Linked DNA regions of Homo sapiens: all the other regions are linked to region 1. The links are chromatin loops, found by intact Hi-C in ENCODE. Cell type or tissue: CD4-positive, alpha-beta T cell. All regions are shown on one strand.

What was found. Peaks named below come from ENCODE experiments on the same cell type or tissue, not always from the same donor. Only the 100,000 strongest peaks of a DNase experiment are listed, where the experiment ranks them.
Region 2: it touches region 1 in a loop (18-fold over the local background); 10 of 110 quality-filtered maps call a loop at or near these places.
Region 3: a loop joins it to region 1, with 5 times the contacts of the local background. A loop is called at or near these places in 12 of 110 quality-filtered maps.

Annotation. Positions count from the first base shown.
Region 1 is chr7:72,827,146-72,832,145 of GRCh38, forward strand. It overlaps TYW1B (tRNA-yW synthesizing protein 1 homolog B), which reads right to left and starts at 1,055. Exons shown (of 14, transcript NM_001145440.3): 1 at 927-1,055. The coding sequence starts at 930. It also overlaps the pseudogene SBDSP1. RefSeq lists a silencer at 965-1,224 and enhancers at 1,025-1,319, 1,555-1,604. In CD4-positive, alpha-beta T cell, a CTCF peak has its summit at 2,968; DNase peaks (open chromatin) are centred at 1,166, 2,256 and 3,016; H3K4me3 peaks cover 3,549 bases; H3K27ac peaks cover 2,463 bases.
Region 2 is chr7:73,449,289-73,454,288 of GRCh38, forward strand. It overlaps BAZ1B (bromodomain adjacent to zinc finger domain 1B), which reads right to left. Exons shown (of 20, transcript NM_032408.4): 14 at 1,559-1,706; 15 at 254-401. Among named protein-coding and RNA genes, the nearest start is that of FZD9, 18 kb to the left of the region's middle. In CD4-positive, alpha-beta T cell, CTCF peaks have their summits at 2,698 (motif pointing left) and 2,901; a DNase peak (open chromatin) is centred at 2,683.
Region 3 is chr7:72,876,652-72,881,651 of GRCh38, forward strand. It overlaps a transcript of POM121 not described here. Among named protein-coding and RNA genes, the nearest start is that of POM121, 46 kb to the right of the region's middle. RefSeq lists enhancers at 2,526-3,026, 3,402-3,531 and silencers at 2,772-2,871, 2,892-3,031. In CD4-positive, alpha-beta T cell, no CTCF peak of the experiment used is centred here; DNase peaks (open chromatin) are centred at 2,710 and 3,450; H3K4me3 peaks cover 1,641 bases; H3K27ac peaks cover 699 bases.

The DNA of each region.
Region 1 (5,000 bases):
GCCTGTAATCCCAGCACTTTGGGTGGCTGAGGCGGGCAGATCACCTGAGGTCAGGAGTTCGAGACCAGCCTGGCCAACATGGTGAAACCCCGCCTCTACTAAAAATACAAAAATTAGCCGGGCATGGTGGCGCGCGCCTGTAATCCCAGCTACTCGGGAGGCTGAGGCAGGAGAACTGCTTGCACCTGGGAGGCAGAGGTTGCAGTGAGCCAAGATTGCGCCACCGCACTCCAGCCTGGGCGACAGAGCAAGGCTCCATCTCGTGGGGGGGGCGGGGGAATCAACTGTAATAAAAATAACACACTATGTAGTAACGTAATAAAATTATCATACTGTTAACACTAACTCAAAGAAAAAACAGAATATAAAACTGTATCTTCACTTCGAAATGAGCATTTAGAAGCAAGAGAAGGAACATAAAGTAAAAATACTTCATGTGAAATTAAGTTAATTGTTTTGTTGTGCTTGCTCCATAAAAAAAGCTTAAGTAGTAAAAGTATTCTTTTTACTAACTGTACTTTCAAAGGCTCACGGTTAAACTTGTAAAAGATTCTCAAGTAACTGACCTTACGTCTCATTTTTTTTTTTAAGAGAGATATGGAAGGACCTGGCTTCAAACGTTCAACCTGGCAGCAATTTCAAAAGTCGAAGCCTGAAATTTAGGCTTTACAGGTGCAAAAGTCCTAATACACGTGGGTAAAGTGGGAGGGGTAGTTTTCTGTCTAACCCCCTAGCCTCAAAAGGCAAAAGCCAGGTCAAAAGTAGGGATCGGTCCTCCTTGCTCTCAGCGGCGGCTAGCCGGTGCTGTCAAGTGCAACAGTCTCCGAAGGAAGGGGACCGAGGACGCCACTCCGCCCGGAGAGGGTCTCAGTAAAACGTTTACCTCCCCTGCCGCCCCAGGGTCCTTGCCCGCCGAGTGCCCTTACCCATCCTCCTCAGAGCCGACAGGAGACTAGGATCTCGGACCTGGAGAGCCCAAAGGTTCGCACTGGTACTGCGAGACGCACCGAGCTACCTCGCGGCGTTAGCGCCGTACCGAGTGGCTGCAGAACTGTGGGCAGCTACGACGCTGCCAGGCCCGTCCTGATTGGTTCAGAGGACGAAGAGGTGGGCCCAGAGGAAAGCCCGGAGCTCCGGGAAAGGAAGCCAGTGCCCGGTGCGCTCTCGGCCCTGCTCCGATTGGCTCAGAGGGGAAAGGGGGCGTGTCCAGAAATAAGCACCGCCCGGAGTTCCGGGCGATGAGGGCGGAGCGCTTCCGCCTCCGTTTGGATTGGCTCAGACTGGGAAAAGGCGGGTCCAGAGAGAAATGATTGGCATGGGAAAATTAAAAGAGGAAAGGAGTGGGGAGCGGGGGAAATGCTATGTGGGCCTGTTTGGATCTTAATTGAAATAAACCGACTGTAGAAAGGCATTATTTTTGGGAAACCCCGAGGGTAAACCCCGAGGATGACTTAATATCATCTAATAGATGATATTAAGGAATTGTAGTTAATCTCGTCGCGTGTATCTGTTAAGGGCTATAGGCTGAAGTATTTAATGCTGAAACCATATGATGCTTTCTTTAAAATACCCCCAACCGGCCGGGCGCTGTGACTCAAACCTGTAATCCCAGCACTTTGGGAAGCCGAAGCGGGAGGATCGCTTGAGCCCAGGAGTTCGAGACCAGCCTGAGCAACATAGTGAGACCTCGTCTGTACAAAAAATTTTTTTAATTATTTATTTAATTAAATTAGCTTGGCGTGGCCGCTCACACCTGTAGTCCCAGCTACTTGGGAAGCTAACGCTGGAAGATCGCTCGAACCCAGGAGGTCGAAGCTGCAGTGGGGCCATGACCCTGCCACTGCACTCCAGCCTGGGTGACAGAGTGAGACTGACTTTAAAAAAAAAAAGTAAATAAAAAAGCAACAAAAAAAATGAAAAAAGAATAAAACAAGGATGGCAAAATGTTGATAGCGCGGTGATGGGTACATGGAAGGTTCATTACACTTTTTTGTCTACATTTTATGTTAAAATATTTCTATTATAAAAGGGTGAGTAAATAAAAATATTTATCATAAAATAATTCCATTATAAAAAAATTTCTATTATAAAGTGGGTCTGGCCCTTGAATTCCGCGGAACGAGGTGGTGCCAACGCTGTGTTTCAACCCGGTCACTAAACATCCGCGAGCATCCTGTCAGAGCTCTCAGCTCATTGGCGAAAGTAAAACGCCAAGGAAAAGCACCTCCCTTTTTGGGCGTGGAAAGATGGCGGTAAAAGCCACAATGCGCAGGCGTCATCGCTCACTTCTCCCCTCCCGGCTTCTGCTCCACCTGACGCCTGCGCAGTAAGTAAGCCTGCCAGACACGCTGTGGCGGCTGCCTGAAGCTAGTGAGTCGCGGCGCCGCGCACTTGTGGTTGGGTCAGTGCCGCGCGCCGCTCGGTCGTTACCGCGAGGCGCTGGTGGCCTTCAGGCTGGACGGCGCGGGTCAGCCCTGGTTTGCCGGCTTCTGGGTCTTTGAACAGCCGCGATGTCGATCTTCACCCCCACCAACCAGATCCGCCTAACCAATGTGGCCGTGGTACGGATGAAGCGCGCCAGGAAGCGCTTCGAAATCGCCTGCTACAAAAACAAGGTCGTCGGCTGGCGGAGCGGCTTGTGAGTAGCCCCCTCCCTCGGGCCTGGGCCTGGGCCTGAGCCGTCACCTCCGAGGCGGCCTGTCTCTGCCCAAGTCGAGTGAATGGGCCAGGCTGGGGTGTTTGTTGGCCCGGGAGGAAATGGAACATTCCTGCTGTGAGCATGAGACGTCGCTGTCCGAGCTTGGCGCCTAAGCCAAGGGTTTCTTTATTTGGTTGGTTCCGATTGGGTTGTTGGTTTGGGGTTTTGTTTTGTTGGTGTCATAAAAGCTGCAGCCAAGAAATCTCATAATTGTGGTCCTTTTCCTAGAATAATGATGGCTGAGAACCTAGTGTTCCGAATACTGTCATAGATCTCAGTAGCCCTAGCAGTTTAAAGTGCGTAGTGTCTTCACTGCTGCCATCTAGGGACTGGCATTCCGTGGCAGCAGCTGTCTGCACCCCACCCTTGTGTTTCTTACGTCCTCCCATGACATTTTTCTCCAGTGAGCAAATGGTAGGGCAAATACAGTTCTGAGTTTTGAAAATGTTCCCTCAGGCCGATGCGGGCAGATCACTTGAGGCCAGGAGTTCGAGGCCAGCCTGGCCAACATGAAACACCATCTCTACTAAAAATACAAAATTAGCCGGGTGTGGTGGCGCATGCCTGTAATCCCAGCTACTCAGGAGGCTGAGGCAGGAGAATCACTTGAACCCGGGAGGCGGACGTTGCAGTGAGCCGAGATCGCGCCATTGCACTCCAGCCTGGGCAAAAACAGTGAAATTCCATCTAAGGGCGGGGGGGGAAGAAAACTGCCCTCTACACTAAAGGTCATCAGGGGGATTTGTTGTGTCTTGCCGTTCATGTTGTTGCCATCTCGTATTTAAATGTAAATGCATGTCCAAGTTTCAAGTATATTCACATAGGACTTTCTCTCCTGCCCTCACAAGGGAAAAAGACCTTGATGAAGTTCTGCAGACCCACTCAGTGTTTGTAAATGTTTCCTAAGGTCAGGTTGCCAAGAAGGAAGATCTCATCAGTGCGTTTGGAACAGATGACCAAACTGAAATCTGTAAGCAGGCGGGTAACAGCTGCAGCATAGCTAACCCTAATAACCATTTATAACGTATTTGTAGATATATTAAACATTAAAGGCTGTTTTTCTGGAGGAAAGACTAACCAAGCAATAATGTGAACTGCACAATATCACTTCTAATAATAAAGAACTTGGTGGTTTTGTTTTTTTGTGTTTTTTTTTTTTGCCAAAACCTCCTGAAATCAGATTTTCTACTAAATTACCTCATTTTTCTATAAATTACCTCATTTATAGAATGTGGTATACCTGAAAACTGAATTTGTTTTCAAGTATTTCATCTTTCAGACCCTTTTATTTTTTTGGCAGGGGACAGAGTCTTGCTCTGTTGCCCTTGGCTGGAGTGCAGTGCACTTCACTGCACTCAGCTCACTGCAACCTCTGCCTCCTGGGTTCAAGCGATTCTCTTGCCTCAGCTTCCAGGGTAGCTGGGATTACAGGTGCCCACCACCCTGCCCGGCTAATTTTTGGATTTTTAGTAGAGATGGGGTTTCACTATGTTGGCCGGGTTGGTCTCAAACTCCTGACCTTGGGTGATATGCCCACCTCAGCCACCCAAAGTGCTGGGATTACAGATGTGAGCCACTGCGCCCAGCCAAAAGATTCTTGCATCTTTTGGGCAAAGCTCAAACCATTACTTACATATTAATAGCTGGAGAGGATGAAATTTAATTTTCTCCCCAGTTACTCATTTTTTGTCGTTAGTTAATAAATAGTGTGTGATAGAGAAAGATAGTGATTTCTTAACTGTGTTGGCATTTTTTTAGATTTTGACTAAAGGAGAAGTTCAAGTATCAGATAAAGACACACACAACTGGAGCAGATGTTTAGGGACATTGCAATTATTGTGGCAGACAAATGTGTGACTCCTGAAACAAAGAGACCATACACCGTGATCCTTATTGAGAGAGCCATGAAGGACATCCACTATTTGGTGAAAACCAACAGGAGTACAAAACAGCAGGTGAGTGGTCTCTCATGTCATCAAAATATAGCCATGGAAATCAGTTTTCTCTGAAGAAATCATTAAAATAATGGGTCTGGGGCCAGGCACAATGGTTCATACCCGTAATCCTAGCACTTTGGGAGCCAAGATGGGAGGATTGCTTGAGGCCTGGAAACAGCCTGGGAAACATAGGGACGCCCCATCTCTAAATTTTTTTGTTTATTGTTGTTTTTTTGTTTGAGACAGAGTCGCACTGTGTTGCCCAGGCTGGAGTGCAGTGGCACGATCTCGGCTCACTTACAATCTCCACCTCCCGCGTTCAAGCAAGTCTCCTGCCTCAGCCTCCCAAGTAGCTGGGATTATAG
Region 2 (5,000 bases), 620 kb after region 1:
ATTACTTGAGAAGAAGGTATGATCAAGAAGACAGAGAATGTGGCTGGCAGTGAAAACTAGAAATGTCAACATTCAGCTAAAATTAGCTCAGAGTCCTTTGAGCTCCTATTGAAGTACTGTAAATGATCAGGCTCTGTACCCAAAAGATGAACTTAAAGCTCCTTAGATTCATTCTGTTTGAATAACTCAAGCTTAATTATAACAGCTATTCATATTTATTCATTCAATTATTTTTAAAAGAAAAGATTCTCACCTGCCACGGGAGTTGCGCCTGGCAGTAGCGGGCTGGCAAGCTGGGCACTGCCACTCACCATCTGGTACTTCATAGAGGGCCGGCCTCAGACAAAACAGGTGGAAGGCTTTATTACACTCATCACACAAGATCAATTTGTCATCCTCACCTGCAGAGAGATAAATGTGAATAGCATTGTTGGGAGCACAGCAGCAGTCAATGAGCTGTAAGGAAGAGGCAATCACCCTACAATTCAAGGCACACGAGGAGACATGTTCCATAGAATGCTACCCAGTTGTTGCTTTGTAAATGCAGGCATTTTCTAAAAAGAAATGAAGCATAACTTAGATTACAGATAATTTGGGAATCAGGTCTCCTAATTTATATCCCAAAACTTACCCATGGCTATGACAGAACAGTTAACAATTACTAAGAGGCACAAAAAACCCAAGTGAGAGTAGGAAATTTTGCTGCTTTTTCGACCTCCCCAAACGTTTCTCAACTTATGCCTGATGAGTGTTCTCTCTCTCTCTTTTTTTTTTTTGGAGACAGAGTCTTGCTCTGTCACCCAGGCTGGAGTGCAGTGGCGCGATCTCGGCTCACTGCAACCTCCGCCTCCCGGGTTCAAGTGATTCTCCTGCTTCAGCCTCCCAAAGTGCTGGGATTACAGGCGTGAGCCACCGCGCCCGGCCCCTGATGGGTTCCCTTAAACCATGTGGTTTCTTACATTTGAAAAAGTGTTGTGCTGAGTCAACTTAATATGGTAATCTCTCCTTCCAACCTTCATTCTAGAGCGATTGAACGCTTTACAGCAACTGAATGATTTTACGTAGATCTTTTCATCTCTAACCTAACTCAGAAAATAACTCTAGCCACTGAAAAGCCAATCAGCAAGGGGCTTCTAACCATGAAGTTCCTTTTGCACATATGAGACTGCATGCCACCCTCTGTACCCGGACTGCCTCCTGCTGAAAGCACATATCTTACTTCACAGATGACTAAAGTTCTGAGCCAATCAAAGGATTTAAAACTAAACTAACTAAAATAGTTACAAGGATTAACTAATTTTGTTTTCTGTAAAAAATCAGAAGATTGAAGAGATCAATTGCTTTTATGTTATGCTCTAAACCGAGGAACAAAGGGCCTGCTCTGATTCCCTGGCACGACATTTCAAAGACTGGCATGTTACAGACCTGCAGGAGAGTAAAATCTATACCACACTTATATTCTGTGTACACAAAATTCTTTTGGGTAGAAATGAAGATCTTGGGAATAGAAATCCTACTCCCTAATATACCCACATAAGCAAATTTGATTTAAATATACCTTTCTTTCGACAAACTTTGCACCTAGCATTTTCTGCGGACATATCCCACTTGATACAGGCATCAAGCATCCCAAGCAGCACGTGCATCCTGGAGAAAGTCTGAGCTTCCCGGATTGCTGTCTTCCATTTCTCCAGTGCAGATGCAACCTAAACAGAGACCAAACCAGGCCAGCATTACTACACTGACCAAAGACACTGAGAGAGAACTAGGAACAGGGGACAGTATGAGAGAATTCTGAGGACACTTGCCTCCTAGAACTTCACTAATCTAAACCATTTATTCTTATAAAAGGCTCCAAAGGGGGAAAAAAACTTGCCAAAGGTCACACAGAGATGCAGTGGAGTGGGTGGATGACTGGGGACAAGCATCTTCTAGGGAAATCCACCTAACAACTCAGTATAATTTAAAAATAGGATCACCTGTATGCTGTAAATGCTATAATGCAACAATTTTAGACAGCTAATAAAACTCCGATTTAAAAGATAATCAATAACCTACCACAACACCACCAATCCAATACCACAGCTGGATTTCAATGCCCTGCCCGAAGCAAAGAAGTCCTTGTGAAGTAATGAATCTCCTAAAGGAAAACAGCCAGTTATCCTGGAAGGTCATGGGCTTTAAAATACAGGTGCCAAGGAACAAAGATAGTTGATTCTGTTCCGAAGTGGGGTACTAAACAGACTGGGGAGAGGGATGAGGGGAACAGGGCTGCTTTTTCTCTTTCCTATAGAAACAGAGAATCACAGGGAGCCTTGTGTGTATAAATTTATGAATAACAAGGATAAGTAATATAAACACACATACAAAAATCTACATTTAAGAAGCTGCTAAAGTTCAACTGGAAACTGACTGACTCTGTTGTAGATATTTCAACATCTGCTTTGAAAAACAGCAATCTCCTTCCTTACTTTTGCAGAGCTCCTCAGTAAACTGAGGTCCACAATCACAGCTGCCTTGCTGTCTTCTCCCCTGATAAAAAGAGAGCTGACAGACACTACTGCAGATTCTCTTCTTGAGAGGATAACCCAAATCTTTTCAATGGAATATCAATGTAAGAATTTCAGGTTCGGTTCTTTAAAAGTGCTTGAGAACTGGCAGGGAATGACTACCAATGGGCTTTGCTGTCCTCTAGTGGACATTCACATGTAGTGCACACAGTATGGAAGAAAACAGTCATGGGCAGTCCTGCTTTTTACTATTTCCTATGAATTATAAAATCTGAGCATCCAATAGCTCATCTGACCTCATTAAAACTTTTTTTAAATTTGAAGGTGTTTTGGGAATAGGCTTATTTAACCTCGTTTTTTTAAAAAACAGATTTTAAATAGTATCATACAATAATAGGTAGCCCTTGTAACTGGCTTCTTTCACTGAGCATGTTTCTAGGTTCATTCGCAAAGCATGTAACAGTACTTTCATCAGTTTTACTGCTGAACAATATCTCATTGAATAGACATTGCACATGCTGTTTATCCATTCATCAGCTGACAGTTACCTGGGCTGCTTCCGTATTTTGGTTATTCAGAATCACCCCATCTTACGATGGGTCAAACCTATGACTTCACAATGGTGCAAAAGTGATACACGTTCGGCCGGGCGTGGTGGCTCACACCTATAATCCCAGCACTTTGGGAGGCCGAGGCGGGCGGATCACAAAGTCAGGAGTTCGAGACCAGCCTGGCCAATATGGTGAAACCTGGTCTCTACTAAAAATACAAAAATTAGGCGGGTGTGGTGATGTGTGCCTGTAGTCCCAGCTACTCGGGAGACTGAGGCAGGAGAATTGCTTGAACCCGGGAGGCGGAGGCTGCAGTGAGCCGAGATTGCACCACTGCACTCCAGCCTGGGTGACAGAGCAAGACTTCATCTCGAGAAAAAAAAAAAAAAAAAAGTGATACACATTCAGCAGGCTCCTCGACTTATGATAGGGTTAAACCCAGATAAAACCATCATAAATTATAAATACTGTAAGTCAAACAATGGGTTTATTGGGACATAGCCCCATCCTAAATTCAGGAGCATCTGTAATCAGGATGTCCGGACAAACGCCACCAAAGTAAACAATCAAACAAAACCCAGGATTTTGCCAAACAATATATCAGTCTTTTCTATTTAATTCAATAAAACAAAATAAGCATTAAAAACCGAAATCAACCACTATTACAAAAAGAGATTTGAGAGACAATCCATTTTTATAAATAAGGAAGCTGAATCCTAGATTAGAGACTGATAAAAGCTCATGCAACAGCCTAGTGCCAGTTGAAAAAACTTTGGCCCTTGCTAAGTGGAAACCTTCAAAGCAAAGAGCAGTGGAAAATTTCAAAGCTGTGGCTGAGTTGACCTCTGGTGGGGAACCACGAGGCATAATGCCATTTTAATGCAGAACACTGCTGAACTACTTAGTAGGCAACCTAGTTGATTTTCCAAGAAACTCTTCCATGCTTTCCATTTATGTACTGTGTCTGGACCTGCAAACTTCTCACATTTTCCTCCCCAACTAAGCTAAGAACAAGTCTCATCTGACAAACTAAAATGAGTTTACTTCACTGTGGAACACAGTACTTCAGAAGTTAATGAGAACCCTACAGTGATGGGTGAGTTCTCAATGAGAAGGAAGCACTGTTGCAGGAAAAGAAATGGAAAGGACAGACGTGACTCTTGGACAGATCACATCAAGAAAGAGACTCTTCTGTATTGAACTTGAGTTAAAAACAAAACCTATGTAGTAGTAAGACTAAAACTTAAGCCTAATGAGAAGAGATTTAGCTAAGGAGACTAGTTAACTGTTTAATATCTTAGACATCTAAAAGGTTACCTAGGTGCTATACACAGTCATTTAAAAGGAACACAGGGCCAGATGCGGTGGCTCCTGCCTGTAATCCTAGCACTCTGGGAGGCCAAGGCAGGTGGATCACTTGAGCCCAGGAGTTCAAGACCAGCAACATGGTGAAACCTTGCCTCTACAGAAAAATACAGAAAAAGCCGGGTATGGTGGCACATGCCTGTGGTCCCAGTTACTTGGGAGGCTGAAGTAGAAGGACACCTGAGCCCAAGAGTTTGAGGCTGTAGTGAGCCAAGATCACACCACTGCACCCACCAGCCTGAGTGACAGAGTGAGACCCTGTTATTCATTCATTCATTCACAAATAAAATAAAATAAGCATAGGCTGGGCATGGTGGCTCACGCCTATAATCCCAGCACTTTTGGAGGCCAAGATGGGAGGAGCACTGGAGCCCAGGAGTTCAAGATCAGCCTGGGCAATGTAGGGAAACCCCTTCTCTATAAATAAATAAATAAATAAATAAATAAATAAAAATTTAAAAATTAGCCAGGAATGGTAGCAGGCACCTGTAGTTCCAGCTACTCGGGAAAGTGAGGTGGGAGATCACAAGCCTGGAGTCTGAGGCTGCAGAGAGCCTGGGCAACACAGTGAGAC
Region 3 (5,000 bases), 50 kb after region 1:
ATTTTGTCTCAAAAAAAAAAAAAAAAAAAAAAGGAGGGTTTATTTCTCTTTGCATCTCATTAATGGATCACCTGTGATGGGCATCACAGTCTGGTTTAATGCTTATTCAATAATAAAATTGTTTTCTTTATTTTCTGAATTTGTGGAGAGAATATTCTAGGTTAACAGAATAATCTATTTATTTACTTATTTATCTTGAGATGGAGTCTTGCTCTGTCTCCCAGGCTGGAGTGCAGTGGCCTGATCTCGGCTCACTGCAATCTCTGCCTCCCAGGTTCAAGTGATTCCCCTGCCTCAGCCTCCCAAGTATCTGGGACTACAGGCACGCACCACCGCACCCAGCTAATTTTTTGTGTTTTAGTAGAGACGGGGTTTCACCATGTTGGCCAGGATAGTCTTGATTTCCTGACCTCATGATCCGCCGGCCTCGGCCTCCCAAAGTGCTGGGATTACAGGCGTGAGCCACTGCACCTGGCCTCAGAAGTATTTATTTTTAGTCTTTTCCTTACCAGTTTTTATGAAACAACTGGGCAAGAACACTGTTAGATTTCACCAAAAAATTGTGATGAATCATTGTCTTTATGATCCCATTTTTGAAAACTGACATTTTAATTGTAAACCAAAAATAAAATTCTAAGCCCCCACAACTGACTCAGTGGACTCCCCTGTTGGCCAACAGGATCCAAAATAAACATGGAAAACTAATTTAGGTCATGATGGGAAGGAGGGGGTTGGACATGCCTTGTCATAATTCTCCTCCCGTCAGAGTTTAGGCACAGCTGACCAACATTATGATCTCTATTAGAATAGAGATCATAGGACTGACAAAACAGGCTCTTTTTATCAGTAAGATACCCATCTCCAACCAGACTCTGACATAGCATCACATGACAGATAGCAGTCCCTGAAGTAAATCACAGTATTTTACCCCATAACATATTTTCTTTGACAAATTTTAAAATAGTCCTGCAAAGCCATCTCTTTGGGGGAAATTTGCATTCTGTAGAGAATCTCTTTCCCTTACAGAAAAGACTCCAGGTCTTTTCTGGAGAGTCTGACACCTTTTAAGATCCAATAAGAGATATTTATCATCTATTCTCTCTGAAGCCTGTTCTGAGGCTTCACCTACATAACAAGAACCTTGGTTTCCACAATCCCCCTTATCTTAACTCAAACTTTTCTTTCTTTTTTTTCCCTCCCTCTTTCTTTTCCTTCCTTCCTTCCTCTCTCTCTTTTTCTCTCTCTCTCTTTCTTCTCTGTTGCCCAAGCTGGAATGCAGTGGTGCCATCATGGCTCACTGTAGCCTCAACTTCCCAGGCTCAAGCGATCCTCCCACCTCAGCCTTCTGAGTAGCTGAGTCTACAGGCATGCACCACCACACCTGGTTAATTATTTTTTTTTGTAGAAGTGGGGGGTCTCACTGTGTTGCCCAGGCTGTCCTTGAACTCCTGGCCTCAAGGGATCCTCCCAGCTCACCCTCCCAAAATGCTGGGATTATAGGCATGAGCCACCGCAATAGCCCATTTCTTTATGTAGTCTTCCAGCTGTTCAGCCAACACTTAACTCTGAACCAACTGCCAATCTTTCAATCTACTAGTGACCTGAAAGCCTTTCCTGGCTGACCCAACATATACTTCCCGTGTATTGATTTATGTCTTTGCCTGTAACTACTGTCTCCCTAAGATGCATAAAACCAAGCTGTAACCCAATCACTTTGGGCTCACGTTCTGAGGACCCCCTGAGGCTGTGTCACCAGCCATGGTCACTCAAATAGGAGGCCCAGAATAAAACTCTTTACAGACTTTGACTCTTTTTGGTCAACATAACCTAACCCTAAACATAATCCTCCTGGGGAAGGTAAGATCACAGGTATCTCTTCTTCGTTCAGTTTGTGTGTGTATGTCCTTATTTCTCTACAGTTTTTAGGCATTCGCTGTGTGATCTAGAAAAGCTATGGAGTCTCGCTTTGTCGCCAGGATGGAATGCAGTGGTGTGATCTCGGCTCACTGCAACCTCCACCTCCCAGGTTCAAGTGATTCTCCTGCCTTAGCCTCCCGAGTAGCTGGGATTACAGGCACACGCCACCACGCCCAGCTAATTTTTGTATTTTTAGTAGAGACAGGGTTTCATCATGTTGGCCAGGATGATCTCTATCTCTTGACCTCGCGATCTGCCCGCCTCGGCCTCCCAAAGTGCTGGGATTACAGGCTTGAGCCACCACACCCAGCTACAAATTCTATTTTCTTTTTGTTCCTTGGAAAGCATCGCTGGGCATTTATCCTGTCCCAGTATTTGAGTGAAACTTCTCAGCATTTCAGAGCAGTGACCATGATACACCCTTTCCTTTCCTTCTCCTTATGGGAAACTTGGTTCTAACCCAGAGGACTTGGGCTCCAGGACCCAGTAACGCAGCCCTGGACTTGACCCTAAAAGGGAGTAAAGACAAAGGTGAAGTTCAGTCTGGGGTTCAGGGCTGCCAAAGCTCATAGCCTGGAGCTTCTTAACCTTTAGGCGGGGTAGAGACATTTAAGACGGCCCCTAAACTTGGGGAGCGCGTAGGCTCATAGGAAATAGAGTCCGTTACTTGTCCTGGGAACGGCGGTGGGTGTCCCAGGAGGCGGACTTCCGGTGCACTCCTGCGCGTGTGCACCTCTCCCTGCGTGCGTGTTCGCGCGTGCGTGCTCGCACATGCGCGCCACCTCCGCACTGCCCTCGCTTCCTGCGCCTCTTCAGGTCACCGCTTGCTCTAGTTCCCAGGCTTTGGCCTCTAGTGGATGAGAATCACCGAGTCTGCGGGGCTGGACGCTGACCGCCCGGGCCAGCACCTAGGCGGGCGGGAGCTGTGCGGCCCAGGGTTCGCGCGGGCCGGGTAGAGGCTCGAGCCGGGACCCCCGAGCGTGAACCCCGGAGCCAGCGGCGCTGGGGCCAGAGGGGCCAGGCGGGAGGTGGTGGCGGAGGCGAAGGGGCGACGGGACCTGGGCCTGGCCCGTGTGTGTCCTCGGCGGCCTGGCGCCGGCCGTCGCTGTACGGTGAGCCCCAGGGAGGCGGATCTGGGCCCCGAGAAGGACACCCGCCTGGATTTGCCCCGTAGGCCCGGCCCGGGCCCCTCGGGAGCAGAACAGCCTTGGTGAGGTGGACGGGAGGGGACTTCGCGAGCAGACGCGCGCGCCAGCGACAGCAGCCCGCCCCGGCCTCTCGGGAGCCGTGGGGCAGAGGCTGCAGAGCCCCAGGAGGGTAAGTCTTGGGTTTTCGGGCCCGGAGCGAGAAGGGCCTGAGTGAAGTCACCGTGTGTTGGGGACCTTAGAGTGTGGGGCAGAGGGAGCGTCCCGATTGCTTGCCGGAGAGACATGTGTTGGGTTTGAGGGCAAGGTCCGGCTGCACCGAACAGGCGCTGCATGGGAAGATCTGGGAGGACAAGGCTTACGGAAGCGTGGAGGGTGTCACCACCCTCAGCTGCGGACGTCATCTCCACTCCCCGCTAACCCCTAACAGTCCTTCCTCCTCCTCTCTGTGCTCCAGATTTCGACCGCCTCTAAACGTCCGTCAGCACTTCTATTCTCTCACTTAAGTGTCTGCTGATCACCCCCTTATATCTGCCCTGGGAGAATCGTAGTAATGCAGGAACAGTCTGCAGGGATTCTCTGCTGCTGCCTCAGTTGCTAGGGGAAGAGACTGGGCCTTAGCAGGTGGGTGACTTGACCAGGTCACCGGCTTTGTGGGTAGAGCTGCTCATAGTAGAACCCAGGAGACTTATCTTCCAGGCCAGTGTTCTTTCTCCCGTATCCTAGTTTTCTTAATAGAAGATTATTAGGTGCAGCAATAACCAACTTCAGTTAGATAATTTAGAAACAAAACCATATTTTATACACATTCATTTCATTTCTGAGAGCTCACATACTCAATTCCTATGGCTTATTTTATTTTAAGCAGTTTAAAGAGACAATAAGAAAATGCGGGCGGGATGCAGTGGCTCACACCTGTAATCCGAGCACTTTGCGGGGCTAGGGCAAGAGTATCTCTTGAGACCAGGAGTTAGAGACCAGCCTAGACAACATGGGGAGACCCTGACTACAAAAAATACAAAAGTCGCCAGGCATGCTGGGATGCATCTGTGGTCCCAGCTACTCAGGAGGCTGAAGTGGGAGGATGGATGGAGCCCAGGAGGTCGAGGCTGCAGAGAGCCGTGAATGCACCACTGCACTCCAGCCTGGGTGGCAGATTGAGACCCTGTCTCAACCAACAAACCACAAAAAACATGAGCCGTATAATGGGAATTTTTTTTTCTTTTTGCACCTTGTATTTGATGATGATGGCAGACTATTTGTAAAAGGAGTCGTGCTACCCATGAGAGTCTAACTCATCTAATTACTACCTGATTATCTTAGAGTTACAGGCGCATGCTTCCCCTATCACTCTTTTTTTTTTTTTTTTTTTTTTGAGACAGTGTCTCTCACCCAGTCTGGAATGCAACAGCGTGGTCTCGGCTCACTGCAACTTCCACCTCCCAGGTTCAAAGGATTCTTGTGCCTCAGCCTCCTGAGTAGCTGGGACTACAGGCATGTGACACTATGCCTGGCTAATTTTTTTGTTATTTTTAAGTAGAGACGGGGTTTTGCCATGTTGGCCCAGGCAGGCGGATCACTTGAGGCCAGAATTTGAGACCAGCCTGGCCAACATGGCGAAACCCTGTATCACTCTTTTAGACCCTTCTGAGTGTTTGCAGGTTGAGTGTTCACAGGGTGTTAGCCTATTGAGCTTTCTTTTGCGGTTCTTATGCAGGTGATTTCTGCCTTTGCAGGCCGGAGCCCTCATGACTTCAGTGACCTGCTTCTGCCCCTCTAGGTCTATCAGCCACAGTCTCTGCAAGTTTCCAAGAGCAGCAGAAAATGAACACATTGCAGGTGAGTTTTCCTGCTTGTGTATATGTTCCTCAATTTTATTTTATGATGCATTTTAAGAGGTTTGTAAGGATTCATACTTTTTTTTTCTTTTTTTTGAGA